2 separate regions of the Homo sapiens genome follow, and region 1 is linked to region 2. A link is a loop called in an ENCODE intact Hi-C map of the cell type or tissue named here. Cell type or tissue: ascending aorta. All regions are shown on one strand. Region 1 overlaps LTBP1 (latent transforming growth factor beta binding protein 1). Region 2 overlaps LTBP1 (latent transforming growth factor beta binding protein 1).

What was found. A loop is a pair of places that touch in the nucleus more often than their neighbours do. Peaks named below come from ENCODE experiments on the same cell type or tissue, not always from the same donor. Only the 100,000 strongest peaks of a DNase experiment are listed, where the experiment ranks them.
Region 1: a loop joins it to region 2, with 2.6 times the contacts of the local background. A loop is called at or near these places in 8 of 110 quality-filtered maps.

What each region holds. Positions count from the first base shown.
Region 1 is chr2:33,059,344-33,067,343 of GRCh38, forward strand. All of the region lies in intron 3 of LTBP1 (latent transforming growth factor beta binding protein 1), which reads left to right. Among named protein-coding and RNA genes, the nearest start is that of LTBP1, 120 kb to the left of the region's middle. RefSeq lists a silencer at 5,119-5,413. In ascending aorta, no CTCF peak of the experiment used is centred here; no DNase peak of the experiment used is centred here; H3K4me3 peaks cover 4,101 bases; H3K27ac peaks cover 7,513 bases.
Region 2 is chr2:33,206,238-33,214,237 of GRCh38, forward strand. The region is part of intron 7 of LTBP1 (latent transforming growth factor beta binding protein 1); the gene reads left to right. Among named protein-coding and RNA genes, the nearest start is that of MIR4430, 210 kb to the right of the region's middle. In ascending aorta, no CTCF peak of the experiment used is centred here; DNase peaks (open chromatin) are centred at 4,534, 6,094 and 7,644; H3K27ac peaks cover 8,000 bases.

The DNA.
Region 1 (8,000 bases), 150 kb before region 2:
AAAAGAAGAGATATTTCAGCCTTCCCCAGTAATGAGACCCATAAATCAAAAGAACGAACATGGAAACTTCAAGCAAGCCTAGGGATCTAATTTCAAACACCTTAAAAGAGACTCCTTTTTTGGTTTAGGCTTGCCATGTCCGTGGTGCCCAGTGGAAGGGCTGAGCTGAAAAATTTGGATAAAAAACAGAGAACCTCTATAGGATTAAAACAATGGAGCCAGACGCTCTCAGTGTTAGCCTTTGGATTTGAGAGGCTTGTGTTTAAGAAGTCTGGGCCTGAAGAGGTGGAAATACAGGGGGTCAGATTCAGTTACAGATACATACATGTTCAAATACCAAATACATGTCATTTAAGGGAACCATAAGATGACTTTGCAAGAGGGAGACTTTTTTCCATGAAATAGTTATAGTAGACTTTTCAAACTAACTCTGAAGTGAAATTTTGAGCATAAAAGCTTTTCAGCTGACAAAGAGAAATGGCATGAATGTCTGAGAAAAAAACCAGACACATCCCTAAAACAACAGAGAAATGCCTTCTAGACTTTAGATACATCTATGGCAAATAGGAAGACAAGCTATTTCTAGACCTCTGGCAAGAAGACTGGCCTTTTACTCAGTTCTTAAAGAAAATAGCTAAGAGAAGTTTGGAATAAGAAATCCAAGTTCTTCTACATGTTGTTGGTTCGGGCAATGTCAAAGATTTTTTTCATAGCTTGTCTCTTGGAGGCTGACCTTGGACTGTGCACATGGACCTATTTTTAAACTGTAGACTCCATTTCACTCCCACATATTTTACCCTTCTACTGTTCAAGTGCTAAAACCAGGGATTATTTAAGTTAGCTTACTCTGTTGCAGGCTGGGATGAGAGTTTAGGATTCCAAAATTGTGTTAGAAGTGGGTTGAGAGGAAATAAATGTGGAGAGGCTAAATGACAGTTGTGTTATGGATCCTTTTCCTTTTAATTTCCCCCTATTTTTAAAAAACTCACTGGAGTCCTAGAATACACACAGATAATTGACGTATCTCTAGGGGTATTTGCATTCAAGGTAAGTTTCTTTTGATTTTAGTAACATGTGGCTTTTGATTATTATGGAGGACAATTTAAGCCCAAAGTATTATTTTGCCATTTAGGTTTGTATCTTAATTTGGGCTGTGCTGAAATCATCTTGGGGGGTGTGTGTGTATGTATGTGTGTGTGTGTTTGGGGGGGATGTGTGTGTATGATATATGTGGGTAGGTGAGATATGGAGGGAGGCAGGGAGGGAACTTTTAATACCGTTCGTTGTACTGAATTTTAAATTCAGATCTGTGTGTGTGTGTGTGTGTGTGTGTGTGTAAAGAAATGCATTTGTCATGGCTAACTGTGGTCTTTAATAGCAAAGTGACCAGAGCATGAATTATTTTCTTATTCAAAGAAAAATGAGGGGATCAGAAGGGCCACTGGTTTTCAAACAAAAAATAGTACAAGGTTTATGTTTTTAAAAAACTCATGTTATAGTGATTGAAATTTTCTTGTTTGGCAGCCTTTTCAAAAATTAAAAATTATATTACTTTTTTTTTCTGAAATAGCTCTTGCAAACAATTATATGAATCAAAACTGAAAACTAATTGTAACCATGTATTTGCTTATATCAGATCATAGACCAATAACAAGGATGTTTTGCCTGGTACTGAATTGTAGAAACTGGAGTTGGTAGGACACATTCCTTTAACTTTGAGGGATGATTATGGATAAGGCAATTGAAGTATTTATGGAAGATAATTCAGTCTATATTTAGGAAAGACTTCTTTTTTCTAACCAAATATGGTGGGTTTTAAAAATCTTACATATTACAAGATGGATGGATGATACTGGTCCATCCATTAATACACCCTATTTTCTTAATGCCTTTCAGACTAAGATGCACACATCATGAGTATATGTTTACCTATAAACACTTTGTCATGCATGTCATTAACTAGAGGTCAGTATTTGCTTATAGTGTTATTTTTAAGGTAAAATTTACAGTGTACTGAAATGTACAAATCTTACATGCACCCTTTGAATTTTGAGAAATGTGTACTTATGTAATCCAAAACTCTATCAAGGTAGAGGACTTGGCCAGTATCTAAGTTATCTCATCAGTTTTCTCAGTCCTACCCCAGAGACAACCACTCTTCTGATTTTTTTCACCATACTTTTCACTATTCTAGAAACTTCATGTGAGATTATACAATGTGTACCCTTTTGTAGAAGGCTTTTTACTTACCATACTATTTGTGGAATGTGTTAATACTGTCGCGTGAATAAGCAGTTCATTCCTTTTTATTGTTAGGTAGTATTCCATTGTATAAATATATGGCAATTTGTTTGTCCAGTCATCTGTTGATGAACACCTGGGTTGTTTCTAGTTTGGGGCTATTATAAATAAAGCTGCCATGATCATTCTTGTGAGTTTTCCTGTGGACATATGCTTTCAATTCTGTTGGGTAAGTACCTAGGAGTAGAATTTCTGTGTATAAGGTAGGTATGTGGTTAGCTTTATAAGAAACTCTCAGATGTTTTTTCCAAAGCGGTTTATCATTTTATCTTTCTATTAGGAGTGGATGAAAGTTCTGGTTGCACCACATCTGGGCTTACAGTATAGAATTGTCAGTCTTCTTCATGTTAATCATTCTTCTGAGTGTATAGTGGTATCTCATTATGTTTTTAATTTGCATTTCCCTGATGACTAATGATATCGAATAGCTTTTAATGTACATATTAACCATCTGTATATTCCCCTTTGTGAAATGTCTATTGAATATATTGCTCATTTATTAATCAGCTTTTTTTTCTTAATGAGTTGGAATTTTTTATTAGTATATATCCTGGATATCAATCTTTTATCTCTCTGTCTCATACACACACACACACACAGCATTTTTTTCCTCTTACTGTGTTAGTTTTCTTAACAGTGTCTTTTGGTGAGCAGTTTTTAATTTTGTTGAGGTCTGATTTTGTATGATTATTGATTTCTGTGTGTCGCTCAATAAATCTTTGCCTACTCTCAAATTATAAAGATATTTTCCTATGATTTCTTCTAGAGCTTTGTTGTTTTAGCTTCTGTGTTTAGGTCTAGGATTAACTTTGAGTTCACTTGAGTGTAGTGTAAGGTGAGAATCCAGGATGCTTCATTTTTTTTCTTTATACTGATATCTAGTTGTTCAGGATCATTTGTTGAAAAGAGTTTCTTTTCTCCGTTGGAATGCTTTGGCACCTTTTATCAAAAAATCAGTTGACCATATATATGTGAGTCTATTTGGGAGTTTCCAGCTATTCTGTTGATCTGTTGTTGATCCTTATGCTAGTACAGTAATCGCCTCTTTATCCATGAGAGGATATGTTCCAAGACCCCCAATGGATGCCTGAAACTGTGGATAGTACAAAACCCTCTATGCTATGATTTTCGTATCTGATAACCAAGATAGCTACTAAGTGACGAATGTGTGGGTAGTATGTGCAGTGTGGATATGCTGGAAGAAGGTGTGAGTCATGTCCCAGGTGGGACACAGCAGGACAGATTTCACACTACTCAGAATTTAAATCATGAATTCTTTACTTCTGGAATTTAAAACTTATGAATTGTTTAATTCTGGAATTTTAAACTTCTGAATTGTTTATGTCCATTTAATGTTATGAGACTGAAACCATGGGTAACTGAAACAGCAGAAAGCAAACCACAGATAAGGGGGGACTCCTGTCCCACACTGTCTTGAGTACTGTAGCTTCAAAAGTAAGTCTTCAAATCAAGTTGTGTAAGCCCTCAATTTTGTTCTGCATTTTCAAAACCACTTTTTGACATTTGTAGGCTCTTCATATTGCTGTTCGAATTATAGAATTAGTTTGTCAGTTTCTTTTTTTTTTTAAGTCTGATGTGATTACAATTTGCATTGTCTTGAATCTGGAACACCTGGTGAAAACTATTTTCATAATAATACTTAGACATTATTTGCTTTCACACTCATTGTCTCAGGAGTACAGTGGAGTTTTCCAGAGAATACATAATGTGTGATCTTGCAGCAGATTGAATGCAGAAGCAGATAGGCAATCAGGCTCTCTTCTTTTATGGTAAACATTAATGGTATTTGCAAAAGTGTAAAACAATGCAAAGCTTAATACATTTTATTTTAGGAAAAAGAAAAATTATTTTAACATTTAATGGGCTTGTTAATTTTAAATGAATTAATATTTTAACATTTTTTAATTTTAAATTCCTTCTCTGGTAAATTTTGATAGCTATAAACTACATAAATATTAAAAGTTTTTTGGGATCCTCAGTTGTTTTTGAGAGTTTCAAGGAGTCCTGAGAATGAAGGGTTTGAAAACTGCTGCCATAGCTCAATTTTGGGACAATTGATGCCTTAACAATATTTATTTTTTCAATCCATGAATATGGTATATCTCTACATTTATATATGTTTTATAGTTTTCAGTATAGAGATTTCTGAAGATGTTTTGTTAAATATATTTCTAAGTATTGTATATTCTTTTTTTTTTTTCTTTTTGAGATGGAGTCTCGCTCTGTCGCTCAGGCTAGAGTGCAATGGCATGACCTTGGCTCACTGCAACCTCTGCCTCCCAGGTTCAAGTGACTCTCCTGCCTCAGCCTCCTGAGTAGCTGAGACTACAGGCACCCGCCACCATGCCTGGCTAATTTTTGTAATTTTAGTTGAGACGGGGTTTCACCATGTTGGGCCAGGCTGGTCTCAAACTCCTGACCTCATGATTTACCCGCCTTGGCCTCCCAAAGTGCTAGGATTACAGGCGTGAGCCACTGCACCCAGCCTCTAAGTATTGTATATTGTTTACACTTACATAAATGTAATATAACTTTAAATTGAGTTTTCTGCTAATATATAGAAATACATTTAATTTATATTTAGTGACCTTGCAGCCTCCAAAATTTCAAAATTCACACATTAGTCTGGTAACCTCAAACTCATATTGTCAAGAACTGTGAAAGGTTTGAGATTTTATCTTGCTTGCAGGCTAAAAAGTTAGCCTCCCACAGTTTCATGGATGCTGACAGAAGACAGGAGAATCCTGGGTAAGAGATAAAGAACTTTATTACTCATGGCATAGCAGGCAGCATGAGCTTCATGTTCAGATTGGGTCTCCACACTCCCTAAGCTTCATGGGGTAATGCAGAGTAGCCCAGGTCGATGTTACTCGTGTAGTAGGTTTGTGTCGCAGTTGAGGAACCCTGAGCTTAGGAAATACCATTCTTTAAAAGGGGCTGCTAGCCAACTTTGCCTAATCTTTGTGCCAGATGGAGATGTTATTTTCATTTCCCTGGATAGCAAACAAATCTTTCCTTTGCCACAGAAGGAGATACTATCTGTTTTCCAAGACTGTGTACTATATAAACATTCTTGAAAAGACAGGCCAGAAGAAAAGCTGATAAAGATATGCAGAAACACAGAAGGCACATGGGTAATTTTTTCCCAACTTGTATTGTTGGGATTTTCTTCTTAGTCATGTCATGTCAAATACAGTTAGTATTGTGTCTTTCCAGTATTTATGCTTCTCCCCTTTTGCTATATTTTACTAGCCAGGACTGCTAGTGTAATGTAGAACAGGAGTGGTGACAGTGGTCATCTTTGCCTTTTGTTCTAGGTTTTAGGGTGAAAGTATGTTATTTTACCAATCAGTATAATACATTAACAAAATAATCATTGTAGAAACGGGGTCTAAAATGAGGAAATTATCTTATATTACTCATTTGCTGAGTGTTTCCTTTTATCATGAAGGCTTGTTGTATTTGCCAGATGCATTTTCTGTATGTAGTGTGATCATCAATAAAAATACGATTATTTTTTATTCCTTTATTCTGTCAGTATGGTTAGTTAAATCAATTAAGTTTTAAATGTTAAACCAACCTTGCATTACTAGGATAAATTCCACTTGAGGTGAGGCATGGTGGTTATACCTGTAATCCCAGCTTTGGAAGGCTGAGGCAGGAAGATCACTTGAGGCCATTAGTTTGAGACCATCCTGGGTAACACAATGAGACTCCATCTCTACAAAAAATAAAAATATTAGCTGGGTGTGGTGGTGCACGCCTGTAGCCCAAGCTACTCAGGAGGCAGATGTCGGAGGATTACTTGAGCTCAGGAGTTTGAGGTTACAGTGATGATCATGTCACTGCTCTACATCCTGGGTGACAGAGTAAGACCTTGTCACCCTGTTTCTCTACAGGAAAAAAAAAAATCCCACTTTGTCAGGGTGTATTAGCCTTTTTCTATATTATGAATTCGATTTGTGGACCCTTTTTAAAGAATTTTTCCATATATGTTGATGAGGAATATTGGTCTGTGAGGGTTTGGTATCATGGTTATGATGGCCTCCAAAAACAGGTTGGGAGGTGTTTCTTCTTCCTGTATACTTTGAAGAGTTTTTATAAGATGGGTTTTCTATCTTTCTTAAATATTTGTTAGAATTAACTGGTGAACATATGGTCTTGGTCTTTTATTTATGAGAAAGTTTTTGAAAAAATTCACTTCGCTAGATATAGGATTATTTATATTTTCACTTTCACTCTGTGTCGTTCTTTTTATCGGTCTGACAGATGAAAATAACCTGTTTTAAATAACAGTGAGGTTAAATAGTAGTAGTTTATGGCTGTTTGCATTTTTTTCCTCCTATTTTCCGGCCAGTTTTCTATTAGATCATGTATCTTTTTCTTGTTGAACTCTTTATATAATACTATGAACTTTCTGATATCTGTCTATATACCAACCTATAATCAATATTTTCCCTATTTTTCTTTTATTCTGTTTATATGTATTTGCTATGCAGAAGATTTTAAATTTTATGTAGTCTTATCTGTTAATTTTTTCTATATGGTTTTTGGCCCTAACATCATACAATTGTATTGAATCACAGCCATACTCACTTGTTTATATGTTGTCTATAGCTGCTTTCTTCCTGTAATGGCAGAGTTGAGTTGTGACGGAGACTGCATGTAGCTCTGTGATCACTTTTCACTGCTGCTTGGCACCCCAAAAATCATAGTTACCACATTTAATTATTTTAAACTTAGAAATTGTCAGTGTTTTTAGTGGCATGTGTATTAACTTACAGTGACTTTTTTTTATTTTTTATCAGTGTAAATCCTTGATGTCAGAAGAGTAGAAAAGTAGACTCTGAATGTCATACTTTAAAAGGCATAGTGGAGTATGGATTATTTTGTTATTAAATTAGATGGCAAAGCATTGTGTTTATTATGTAATGAGACTGTAACTGTGCTAAAAGAATATACGGTATGCTGACATTACCAGACTAATCACTTATCACAATATTTTCAACTCACAGAAATGCTGTGGTGAAAAGTTAGAAAATTTAAAATCAAATGTTTCATTATAGCAGAATTTCTTTACACAAAAAAGAACATTCAGCTGCAAACAAGGTAAATTTGCAAGTGACTCCTTTGTTATCCAAGCCAGGAAAGCCATTTATTGATGGTGAGTTAATTAAATCATGCTTGATTGCAGCAGCTGAAGAAATGTGTTCAGAGAAAACAAAATTGTTTAAGACTCTTCTAAGCCTTGAGCACTTTGGGAGGCTGAGATGAGAGGATTGCCTGAGTCCAGGAGTTCGAGACCAGCCTGGGCAAACTAGACAGAACCCATTTCTACAAAAAATAAAACAATTTAAAAAAAGCCAGGCATGGTGGCATGCCTGTAGTCCCAGCTACTCTAGAGGCTGAGGCAGGAGGATTCCTTGAGCCCAGGAGGTCCAGGCTGCAGTGAGCTGTGATCATGCCACTGCCCTCCACCCTGGGCTACAGAACGAGACCCTGTCTGAGGGCTAAGATTTATTTTTTTCTGAACAGGATAAATTGACTTTAGCTACTATTGAAGACTGAGTGGCTTTGGAAATTAGCTTTAGCTGCAGAGTTGATAATGAATTCAACATAAAACTATAAGGCAAAACAGTGCTTATATGTGAAACTTAATATTGAAGTAAAGTCACTTA
Region 2 (8,000 bases):
ATGACTTGCAACCAAACCACAGGTAATTATTAGTTTTGAGTTCTGTGTACTTGGAAGAGACACAGAAAAAACTGAAAGCTTAACCAAATGAGGCATGCATTACAATTTCACATAGTGCTATGAGGCCTAAAATGTTTTTGGTTCCTTTGATTATCTCTTTATAGACATGAAGCTTAATATAGAAGATTTATCTCAATATGGTTGTAGAAATAAGCATTGGAGGCCAGGCACAGTGGCTCACCCCTGTAATCCCAGCACTTTGGGAGGCCGAGGCGGGCGGATCACGAGGTTAGGAGATCGAGACCATCCTGGCCGACACGGTGAAGCCCCATCTCTACTAAAAATACAAAAAACTAGCCGGGCGTGGTGGCAGCACCTGTAGTCCCAGCTACTCAGGAGGCTGAGGCAGGAGAATGGCGTGAACCTGGGAGGCGGAGCTTGCAGTGAGCCGAGATTGTGCCACTGCACTCCAGCCTGGGCGACAGAGCAAGACTCCATTTCAAAAAAAAAAAAAAAAGAAAAATTGGAGAAGATAGGCATTTATGTTCATCATTTTGGGGGTGATCAGGTTGCTATGGTGATAGTAATCATGGCTATATGCACATCTTTATTCCCTCTCTCAACATGAGTCTTTCTTTTTAGACACATTCCTAGTAATTAAACTTAAAATAAATTCGATCTACTCACCATCTAGTACTAGGATTTATCACATGATTTGTGTTGTTTTGCCCCAAGGAAAGGCTAACAGGAATTATGATGTCAGAATATAATCATGATAATACTGTACTTAAATTTTCTTTTTGCAACTTAAGAGCAAAACACACATATCACAGCCTGGAAGAAGACTTGACTGTTGAAATGTTCAAATCATTGTAGAGGTGGAGAAAATAGGCAGCACAGATTCTATCTTTTCTTTAGAAAAGATGTCAAGTAGAATCATAAGTTTCATGCTTAAGAGGGTTTTTTTTCCCTTCATATGTGACTTTAAAAACCATTTTTGCCTTAGTGTAACTTTTAAAATACCGTTTCATAAACTAAAGTAGTTGTCTGGAATTCCTTGAAGCCCATGGTTTGGCTTCAGCAGGTTTTAAACAAATACACTGTCAGAAATCGATGTGGATACATTTCCAGCAGTTAAATGCTCTAGTCACAGTAGATACTTTGTAAAATCAATAGCCTGAAATATCAGAGGATTATAGTTGTATCAGATTCCCCAAATGCCTAACATTGTTTTAATTACTCTAATAAAAGAAAGCTGAGTGGACTTAAAAAAAAGAAAGAAAAAAACCTTGCCTATAAAGAATGTTCTGCTCAAGCCAAAGCAAATTTTTTTACAAGTTCTCTTAGAAAATCTGGAAGTATTTATGCATTTTCCTCTTCTTATGAGACAATGCCTGTTACCCAGCCAGTTCTGCATTGTACAGTGCTCTTTATAACAACGACCCTTAGAACAAGTTGATCAAATATGTTGCTCTAGTTGCACTAGCGATAGGGGTTAGAGATTTAGAACTTTTTACTTTTTGATGCATAGAAATAAGCATATTTAATGATCTAGTACTGGGACACTAAAGAGTGTTCATGAGATTTTCTAGTTTAATTTGGAGCCATAGTTGATTCAGGGGCTAGAAGAACACCATTTTGCTCAGAACATTGTCAGGAGTCACTTTTCCAGAGTGGAGATGTGTTTATATCATAGTGAAAAGACAGTTTAAGAGGAGCAAAGAAGAGGAAAGACGAAGTTTGGATTGATCCAACAACCTGTTACATGTAGTCAGTACTTTTCCCATAGGGGACTTCATTCTGATTCTTATGAAAAGAAGTTCAAGATTTCAAAAAAAATAGGATTAACATTCCTCATCCAGATTCATAGTATTGATGGTGTAGCTTTTGTTTACTAGAATACCCCAAGGCTTTGTGCCAGAATGTTAGAGTAATGTGCTTCTGAATGTGGATGGAGGTGAGGATGGCACCTGCATGGGTGGAATAATTTATGGGACATACCTGTACAGTGTAGGTTGATGGATTATAATGTGACTTTATAATGGTCACAGCCCAGTACACCCAAGATCTGCATTTCCATGACCATCTTGAATCATTTCTGAGATCTTGCCTATTGATAATTATATCATTCATTATAGCTACCCAATATAATCTAGAATCGAGCCATTTAAGAGCTGTAACTCTTCTCAGGAAGGTAGAGCTGCCCTTTGTGTGTACAGGTTAGCAGGAAAGGGCTGGCATGACGTAGGGTGAGGAAAAGGCAGCCCATTATTATGGTTATCCTTGATTAGGTTGGCCTAGGTCAGGGTATGAGGATACCACCAGGCAGGCTGTGGCAGCATGGAATCTAATGTATCAACCTGGCAGGCAGGGGGCACCTGAGGAACACCGACCTTCATAGGATTGCCCTGCCACGTAGCTCCTTGGCTGCCCTCAGCCCTGCCCTGGAGCTTTCATAAAATCATAGAACTTGGGCACTTAAATGAGTATTAGCAAGTAGTCTGTCCTTACAATTTTATGGGTTGATGCAACTAACATCCAGAGAGGTAGATCAGTTTGCAGTTGAGTTTGTGTGGGAGGTGGGGAGTAAAACTGAAGATTTTAGTGTCTAGTCCAGTCTTGCTACTATTTTTTTTTTTTTTTTTTTTGAGATGGAGTCTCGCTCTGTCTCCCAGGCTGGAGTGCAGTGGCGCGATCTCGGCTGACTGCAAGCTCCGCCTCCCAGGTTCAAGCAATTCTCCTGCCTCAGCCTCCCAAGTAGCTGGGATTACAGGCGCCCGCCACCAAGCTTGGCTATTTTTTTGTGTGTGTTTTTAGTAGAGACTGGGTTTCACCATGTTGGCCAGGCTGGTTTCGAACTCCTGACCTCAAGTGACCCGCCTGCCTTGGCCTCCCAAAGTGCTGGGATTACAGGTGTGAGCCACCGCACCTGGCCAGTCTTTCTACTATTGCACCCTGACTCTTAGGCCATTTCTTCTAGGGATGGAGGATTCACAAGAAACCATTGCTATCTAAACCTGAAAGGACAGCTATATTCTCTGGGACCTGACTTAGTTAGAGAGTCGCATGCTGTGTGGTGTTTTGTGATTGGGCCATGGATCCTTGAGGGGAAGGAGCACAGTGAGCTCCATTGCTGTTGCTTCATGGTCTTGGTTCTCTGGCACCAAAACATAGCACCATGACAAGTACGATCGTGATGTCCCCAAAGTGAAATCATCTGCCGCTTGAACGTCAATATTTACAAGTTGAATTATTGGAATTCCATGATACCATGTTGTGCTTCTTAAGCAGAGTTAAAATGAAATCTATACAATGACATGCCCTCCACAGCATTAATTCACTGAGTATTTCTTTACTAGCCAGAGCACTTTTGAGAAAACCTGAATATTTTTAGCAAGGTCTTAAGAATATCTTTTTCTTTTATTTCTATATCTAACTTACGTGTTTATTTTATACATCTCTTATCTGTAGGCTGAATCTGGGATATTGTATATCGAATAACTACTAGATTAATTGCTCTTTTGTTAAATAAGCCCAGGTTTTTAAAGGAGGAGCCTGGGGGAAGAGATCTAATACAAGCCCAGTGGGGCTTGGCCATATGGCTGTCTCACATACAGTCCGTCTCACATGTGTTGTCTCAGTCCACTCAAGAGCTCCATGAAAAACGGATGTCTCTAGTGCCATTTTATAGAAGACAAAATAGGCAGAGAGACGTTGAGAGTTTTGCCTATAGTCATGGAGGTGGTAATTGGTAAAGTGAAGATGTGAATGTTTTTCTATTTTCAAAAGCTGCCCTCTTGCCATTTACCCAGTTGTGGGTCATCCTTACATTGCTTTTCACTGAGTTCAAGGGGAATGTGGTTGTGCAGAAAAGTCTGTTTCCTGTTCATAATGTGCTAATGCTGCAAGGCAAGTAGATATCTGGGAGTTTGCTTTGTGTTCAGAAGTCTTTTTGCTGTGGCTGGACAGCATTTGTTGAGATAAGATATTATTCGTGCTGAACTTAACTCCTTTCTGCTGTTTGTTTGAGAAAAAGTACAGTCAATGGGCCTCCAATCATCTAATTTCAAATTTTTGTCCTCTTGTTATTCCTGATTATGTTTATCTCCAGTATAGTTTCTTCCTTTTCCTCCCTGTGAATGATATACTTTGTCCTGGTAATTCTTTTTTACATTTCAGGGGAAGTACTAGATATAGAACACTTTACCTTTATAAAAACATTATCTCTTTCTCCTTTTCCTCCTCTTCATCCTCATCAGTCTTTCTGTACTTACCATTGTTTCAAAGATGCTAATTATTTAATTGGAAGCAATATAAACTTTTTTGCTTTGAGAAAAGGAACTATGATGCTTCTTTTCCCCTGTTTCCTGGTTGATTTTTATATCCAACTGTACATCTAATCTCAAATTTGGAAAACCCTCCATGGTTTAGCTCCACATCTTCTCTGACTCTGCACACCCACTCTTTGTTCCTTCGTATTGACCTGCCTTCCCCTGTCTTTACCCTCCTCCGTTGCCACTGGCTTTTCTCCCAGCTGGTGGTTGGTGTTATGCTTAGCTAGAGCTGTTCCATCTCTTTGGAATCTCTCTCCCCAGTAGAGCCATTGAGTCACTTCCTTGTTTCAGTTCTTGCCTAAACACAGTCCTACTTACTCTTGCAAGAGTTACAATGAATCAGACTTCTGTTTTATTTCATGTTTTCCCTCAGTGCAGTCTCTACAAGTATTTTTTGAAACCTGTATCACTTTAACGTTTTGGGTTCTCTCCTTTGGCTCTAAAAGATGTTCTCTACTGAAACTTAAAATATTTTATACTTTATTATATAATAGTCCTTCATAGCATAATAAAATGAGTTATATACATGTAATGAAGACAATTAATAAGAGTATTTCAGTTTATCATTTTTTAGTGTTTTAAATAGTAAGATTAAGTAGTAGGTTCCTGACATGTGGCTATCTTTATGGAGTGGCCCTTTTAATAGTTAAATATCTGAAGACTTTTAATAAATGTGTCCTGAGAGTTTATCAAATGGCTAGTACTTTAATGCTGGTTATAGGTTTTACCCACACCAGGCACCAGTTGAGGAGGATGATTGGGGCCTGGAGTCCAGCCCATGCTCTGCTCATCCAACTCCATGTCCTGATGCAGGTCACATCCTACAGCTGCCCTTTTCTAATCCCCACACAGGGGTTGATGGAGTCCCAGTATCTGGGATTGGACAAGCATCATTTAATCTCACAATCCTTTGGGGTTGGGATTACTGGCTCAGAGAGGTTGGATGATTTGCTGAACTTCTCACTGCTAGTAAGAAGTTTCTGGGATTTCAATCCAAGTCTAATGACTCCAGTCCAGCACTCTTTTCTTACCACCACTGCTGGATCCTCCTTCCCCAGGACTCTGCACAGTGCAGCAAACACTCTTGGAATGAGGGTACGTTGTAGGCACTATAGGTACCAGCGATTTTAATACGTGAAAATTAAATCTTATAAAACCTTATGAAACCATATTCCACCATCTATCACAATCTCTTCAAATCATCATTCAGCCTCTGAAGCAACTCCAGTGGGGAGTTTTTAATTGACAAAAATTGTAATCCTTGGTTACCAGATAAGTTTTGAACTATCTTTCCTCTCACATTGATAGGCAGATGTAAAAGTGTCTATGATCACAGCCCAACTTTGAATATCAGGGAAGTGCTACAGTATTACCTCAAAAATGAGATTAAAGTCTGAAGATATGTGTTCCCAGTCAGGCCAAGATTTAGATACATACATTACCCTGCAATCTGTAATTTTTGATGACTAGCTTCAAAATTAAAGGTTTTTTTCACTATTGCTTATAATAATTTTGTGTTGTAAATGTAGTAACATGGATATTTGTGGAATAATTGTAATGATTCTTGAACAGCCTTACCTTCTGCATCACAGTGTTCATACAGATGTGCACATAGGAAGGGTTGAAAAGTTATTTTCATGCACTCAGTGTTCCAGGAATCATGACCAGTGCACTGCTGAATCAAGGCTGGGAGTAGCTTTGTTTGTTTTTCTTCCTTTTGCCTTATTTGTATAAGTGCTGTAGTTAGAGGCCCAGGCAGCATGAGCAACTCTAGAGATGTGGAAATGAGGGAGGAGGAGATAAGACAAAAGGAGGTGGTTAGGAGGCCGTCTGCCTAGACGCAGTCCTATTATAGATGTGAGAGCAGCAGAAACACTTGAGTTTTGCTGTGGTGTGTAGTAACTTGTATTTCCTAGATGGGATAATGTAACCTATCAGTATGTAGTGACCACAGAACCTTAGACCTTGCAGAAATCGTAAAGGTCATCTGCTTCATATCCTGGGCATCCCTGAGAGATGGGTTTCCATGGTCAGCTCCTAGTGAAGTCAGCATCTTCCACTGTTAAGGAGCATTAACTGTTGAAAAGATCTTCTGCTTAATGAGGTTGAATCCACTCTTTCTATGATTTGTAGCCTTTAGTCCTGCCAATACAAGTTAAGCATCCCAAATCCAACAATCTGAAATCCAAAATGCTCCAGAATCCAAAATGTTTTGAGTACCAACATAACACTCCAAGGAAATGCTCGTTGGAACAATTTAGATTTTGTACTTTTGGATTTGGGATGCTCAACTGGTATTTTCAAATATTCTAAAATCTGAAAATAACTAACATCTAAAATACTTCTAGTCCCAAGCGTTTTAGATCAGAGATCCTCAACCTGGACCTTCATCGTGCAACAGGCTTCCTCTTGCTCAGGGTATCTGAACACTGCCATCATGTCTGCACGTAGTCTCACCGTTCCGCCTTTCCTCAGTTGATCCTTACAGGACCTGGTTGCCAGAACTTTCATTTCTCTGCTTGCACTGCTTCATCTAGGTCATGCATGGGCTGAATCCTGGGACAGCTGTGTAGGGTTGTAGTGTCCCTTAATCTGCAGCCCAAGGTTGTGTGAGCTTTTTGAGGCACTGTAGCTTGTTTGACCCAATAGGATTTTTGTTTTGGATTTGATTTAGCTAAATATTGGGTTGTAAATTTAGCACATTTCTCCAGGATTACTTATTCGTAAGACACATCCTGAAATGATAAGGCTTTCCATGTTAATGTAGTGAATAATTCACAAAGGAGGAATTCCATTTGTGTTTTTAACTTGTAAAACATCACCTCAATCTGTGCGTAAAAATATAGTTAGCGTGAGCCTATATCTGTGTGATTACATCTCACCAGAAAGCAGAACCTAACAGTCATAGACAAGGATTTTCTGAATGCTGATCTCATCCTATTCCATGTGATTCTCTTCAGTGTGGCCTTTTGGTGTGGGAGAGAGAAGATCTTTCCTCTACCTTCTTTTCCTGTAGGCATTTCCTACATCCAGGTGAGACCCTATGGTGTTCAGTGGTCTCTTGGGTGAGAGCCCTGAGTATGGCCACAGAGATCTCTCAGATGGAGTTTCTGGCTGCACATCGAAGCCTCTTCATAGTTAAATAACTGAAGGGCATATGTAGAACTTTGAGTCTTGTTATAACTGTGACTTCATCTCTTGTAGCTTATTCTTATACTGTGCAGACCCAGTTTCAAGACACACACAGTGTTGTGGTACCACCTACACTACCATTTATTTAAACAATTTGGATGGCTTATGCTGCTCTTGGCTGTGGACCTGCAAAAACAAAGCCATGGGATAAAGCGGCCTGAATCATGTAATGAAAACCTTGTACCTTTCTGGAGGCCCTGTTGAGAAAAAATGATTTATTTTTGCCCTACCAAATAAAACATTCTAGGAATCCAAGGTGAAAATTGGATTTTAACTGCTACTAACATTTTAAGCATATAAAATCAGCAAGTGTTGAGTGTTTCGCTTGATTAGGAGATGAACCTAAAGAGTCCAGTACAAGAATGATCTGCATATGATGTGAACTGGTGTCTTACATAAATTTTATAAAACTGGAAATAAACCCTAAGCATGCTTTGGCAGCCAGGTTGCAACGGTGGGGACCTCTGTGTTTTT